Regions from separate parts of the Homo sapiens genome. Here region 1 is linked to region 2. A link is an interaction called in ENCODE POLR2A ChIA-PET data of the cell type or tissue named here. Cell type or tissue: GM12878. All regions are shown on one strand.

What was found. Peaks named below come from ENCODE experiments on the same cell type or tissue, not always from the same donor. Only the 100,000 strongest peaks of a DNase experiment are listed, where the experiment ranks them.
Region 1: POLR2A ChIA-PET joins it to region 2 with 5 read pairs; 5 of 35 experiments call an interaction of 5 or more read pairs at or near these places.

Annotation. Positions count from the first base shown.
Region 1 is chr3:10,143,572-10,146,071 of GRCh38, forward strand. The region is part of intron 1 of VHL (von Hippel-Lindau tumor suppressor); the gene reads left to right. Among named protein-coding and RNA genes, the nearest start is that of VHL, 3.0 kb to the left of the region's middle. In GM12878, no CTCF peak of the experiment used is centred here; no DNase peak of the experiment used is centred here; H3K4me3 peaks cover 2,099 bases; H3K27ac peaks cover 292 bases.
Region 2 is chr3:10,059,710-10,062,209 of GRCh38, forward strand. FANCD2 (FA complementation group D2) reads left to right here. Exons shown (of 44, transcript NM_001018115.3): 19 at 585-694; 20 at 2,442-2,500. Among named protein-coding and RNA genes, the nearest start is that of FANCD2, 35 kb to the left of the region's middle. In GM12878, no CTCF peak of the experiment used is centred here; no DNase peak of the experiment used is centred here.

The DNA of each region.
Region 1 (2,500 bases), 84 kb after region 2:
CAAGTAACTGGGATTACAGGCACGCACTACCATTCCCAGCTAATTTTTTGTATTCTTAGTAGAGACAGGGTTTCACCATGTTGGCCAGGATGGTCTCCATCTCCTGCGCTCGTGATCTGCCTGCTTCGGCCTCCCAAAGTGCTGGGATTACAGGCGTGCTGGGATTTCGGCCACAACGTCCGACCGAAAGTTTTTAAGCAGGGACATGACATTGTCAGATTTATATACTGAAAAGCTCACCCAGGTTGCCAAGTGGTTTGGAGGGGAAAGACTGCTGTCGAGGAAGCAGTTAGGTAGTTGTGAAAACCCAGGTGAGGAATAACTAGGCCTTACCTAAGGTGCAGGCAGTAATCTTGCCATGGCCTTTAAGCAGAGAAGTAGTCCTAGTGTCACTTAATCTTTACAAAGGATTTTTGCAAGGATCCCGATCTTTCTTCCTTGAGGGTGGTGTACTTAATACACTTTTACACCAGACTTCTAATGTTAGATGAAGAACACAGTATTTCCAGGGATCAACATTTCTGTAGGCTCCTATTTTATATAGGAAATTGTATGAATTTTGTATTTTACTCCAAAATTTTTCTGTGCCCGATTTAATATAAAAATTTACTGAGCCTGGGTGCAGTGGCTCATGCCTGTGATCTCAGCACTTTGGGAGGCTGAGGCAGGAGGATTTCTTGAGCCCAGGAGCTGGAGACCAGCCTGTGCAACATAGTGAGACCCTGTCTGTATTTAAAAAAAAAAAAAATTCTTGAAAAATTAGCAGGGCACATTCCTGCCTTTAGTCCCAGCTACTTGGGAAGCTGAGGCAGGAAGATCACCCGAACCCAGGAGTTGGAGGCTACAGTGAACTATGATGGTGCCTCTGAATAGTTGCTGTACTCTAGTCTGGTAACACAGCAAGACCCTGTCTCTCTATCTTGTCTTTTTTTTTTTTTTTTTTGAGACAGGATGTCCTGCTGTTGCCTGGGCTGGAGTGTGGAGGCTGGAGTTTGGTGGCATGATCACGGCTCATTGCACCCTTAACCTGGGCTCAAGCAGTCCTCCCAGAGCTTCAGCTTCCCAAAGTAGCTGGGACTATAGGCATGCTCCACTATGTCTGGCTAATTTCTTTTTTTATTTTTATTTTTAGTAGAGATGAGGTCTTGCTATGTTGCCCAGGCTGAGACCTCATCTCTTTTTTATTTTTTTAAAATTTTTTATTATACTTTAAGTTCTAGGGTACATGTGCACAACGTGCAGGTTTGTTACATATGTATACATGTGCCATGTTGGTGTGCTGCACCCATAGAGACCTCGTCTTAAAAAAAGAAAATAACATTACTTTTGAAGGTACTTAATGCACTGAATTGTACATTTAAAAATGGTTAAAATGGTAAATGTTTGAGGCAGGTAGATCCACCTGAGGTCAGGAGTTCAAGACCAGCCTGACCAATATGGTGGAACCCTGTCTCTGCTAAAAATACAAAAGTTAGCTGCATGTGGTGGCATGCGCCTGTTTAGTCCCAGCTACTCGGGAGGCTGAGGCAGGAGAATTGCTTGAACCTGGGAGGCGGAGGTGGCAGTGAGCCAAGATCACACCACTACACTCCAGCCTGGGCAACAGAGCAAGACTCCATCTCTAAATAATAAATAAAATGGTAACTTTTATGTATATTTTACCAAAATTTAAAAAATTACAAGTTTACATTTCTTAAAATTTCCCATCAAATCTGTAAGTAAATTTATGCCCCGAGGAACAAGTGCTATATTTATTCTAAGACAACCTCCTCCTTCCTTAAACAGAATCTTAGGGCTGGAGGATTGCTTCCTGCCCTCTTTTGTTTGTGATGTATGCATTTTGAAAATTCTGGGCCAGGCGCAGTGGCTCACTCCTGTAATCCCAGCACTTTGGGAGGCCGAGGCGGGCGGATCATAAGATCAGGAGATTGAGACCATCCTGGCTAATACGGTGAAACCCTGTCTCTACTGAAAATAACAAAAAATTAGCCGGGCGTGGTGGCGGGCACCTGTGGTCCCAGCTATTTGGGAGGCTGTGGCAGGAGAATGGCATAAACCTGGGAGGCGGAGCTTGCAGTGAGCCGAGATCGTGCCACTGCACTCCAGCCTGGGCGACAGAGCAAGACTGCATCTCAAAAAAAAAAAAAAGAAAAAGAAAAGAAAATTCTGGTATAATTTACATACAGTAAAATGCACAGATCTTAGGGTTTGATGAGTTTTCTCTCGACATGTTTTTGCACTTCCTTGTTTTTGAGAAGCACTGATTTGAGAAGTCAGTGGCTTTTTCTCTTTAGTTTGCAGGGTTTGCTGTGATTTGTAATCACGTACTTGACCTAGGCTTCCCTTTTCCACCATGGTAGCAGAAAGGGCATGGGATTGAGAGCTTTAAGTACGCGCTCTTTGCTTACTGTCTTATACCTTGAGCATGTCACTTCTCTCAGACTTGTTTTCTCATCTGTAAATGGATCTGTTGTGAGGACTGACTGAGATAATGTTACTA
Region 2 (2,500 bases):
GCAGGAGAATGGCATGAAGCCGGGAGGTGGAGCTAGCAGTGAGCCAAGATGGCGCCACTGCACTCTAGCCTGGGTGACAGAGCGAGACTCCTTCTCAAAGAAAAAAAAAAAAAGTCCCCATTTCACAGATGTAAAAATTAAAACTTGGAGAGATGAATTGACTTGCTAAAGACACACAGGGCTGGGTATGGTGGTTCACACCTGTAATCCCAGCATTTTGGAAGGCCAAGGCTGGTGGATCACCTGAGGTCAGGAGTTCACCAGCCTAGCCAACATGGTGAAACCCCATCTCTACTAAAAATACAAAATAAGCCGGGCATGGTGGCGGGTGCCTGTAATCCCAGTTACCCAGGAGGCTGAGGCAGGAGAATCGTTTGAACCTGGGAGGCAGAGGTTGCAGTGAGCCGAGATTGCCCCTTTGCACTCTAGCCTAGGCAACAAGAACGAAAGTCCGTCTCAAAAAAAAAAAAAAACAGTTAGTAAACGGTAAACGCCTTTATAGTCTAGCTATATGGCTCGATATCCATACCTTCTTTTGCTGTGCCATTCCAGCATTTTCATCTTTCTTCATCATCTCATTGCAGGATGACATGCACTTGGTGATAAGAAAGCAGCTCTCTAGCACCGTATTCAAGTACAAGCTCATTGGGATTATTGGTGCTGTGACCATGGCTGGCATCATGGCGGCAGACAGGTACACGTGGAGATTCTGACTTCTGTGGTTTAAGATCAGTTAATCTTGCTAACTAAGTGTTACATCTCATAGACATCATTTTAGCAGTAGAAGTTACAACTATAAATGAGCAAATGTGTTTTGCTACTTTTCCATGTTCCCTTCTAATCGTGACTGTATATATTACCATGTATATGTTTTGCTGGAATGTGATCCTAGCCATTACAGTCTGTGGTTAAAAATTAAGGATTGGCTAGAGGTAAAATTCTAGAAATCTTTGCACAAAATGGGAACCCTGATTCTTTTAGAATGCATTTTTCTTTATCTGCTCCTGATATAGGCACTAGACAATGCAGGTGTCTACATTGCTGTGTCATTCCTGTCGGGAACTTTATACATTTGATACAAATAAGATCTTGTGTATTTCCCCTCACCTTGTTCCTTGAGGCCCCATTTGTAGAATCTAAAGAAATATCGGTTTGGGGGCTTGATAAGATGTTGCCATTACAAACCGACATTGGATTTCAGTTCATGCTCCTTGGAATTTATTTTCTGAGACATCAGGAGACATCTTTAGAATCCACATTGTGGAATCCTAATTAGGGAAAAGGAGTCACAATGGTGGGAGCAAAGAAAGCAAAGACAAAGTATGTAAGTCTGCCTTTTTTCATGGTGCAGGACATGCAGCCCTCCTGCGCCCAACTTAATCACCAGACACCTGCAAGTTAGCTCACTGCAACTTTGGCATTATCAGTACTGCACAAAGCCCTCTTCGGCATACAGCATACATCATAAATACTACTCTAGAAATCCCCAGCAAGCCGTTGTTTCCTTGCAGTCAGCTCCTCTATTGCTGGCTGCCCAGTGCTTTCTTGCAACGTACTTTTATACTTTCTCTAAGAAATCTGCCTTTCTTTACCTACAACTGTCTTAGTAAATTCTCCCTCTAACCCCACCCCAACCGCCACCGGCTCAGATAGTCATCACTCCCCTGTGACACACATTAATAATGGGAAGAGGTTGCAGAGTGTGCAACTCTAGTTAAGAGTTCAGTCAGTGAAGCCATACTGGTTGCCCAGGGTCAGATTCTGGCTCCATTGTTTATTAGCTGAATTACCTTGGGTAAGTTACTTTATCTCTCTGCCTTTGTAGACTCACATCAGCAATAAGGATAATAATAGGATTTACCTCATAGAGTCATTGAGAACATTAAAGGGTTAGAACAATGTTTAGTACATAATATGCACTAATTAAGTGCTTCCTCTAATTATTGCTAATTTGCCCTTAAAAAATATGTACGAAAAAGAAAAAAGAAAAAAATATATAGGATAACCATCCTTTGCTCTAATCTGTATTTTGTATGGACAAAATAAATACTCTTCGCTGCCTTCATGCACTTTTATCTTTACCCTACCCTAGGGAAGTCAGAATTCTTAAACTTATTGGCAGTTGTTACAAAATATTACAAAAGTGAAATTAAAATTCTGTGTTTTTACCAAACACCGCATGTTCTCACTCATAGGTGGTAATTGAACAATGAGAACACATGGACACAGGAAAGGGAACATCACACACCGGGGAATGTTGTGGGGTGGGGGAGGGGGGAGGGATAGCATTAGGAGATATACTTAATGCTAAATGACGAGTTAATGGGTGCAGCACACCAACATGGCACATGTATACATATGTAACAAACCTGCACGTTGTGCACATGTACCCTAAAACTTAAAGTATAATAATAATTTAAAAAAAAATTCTTTGTTTTTAGAAGTGAATCACCTAGTTTGACCCAAGAGAGAGCCAACCTGAGCGATGAGCAGTGCACAC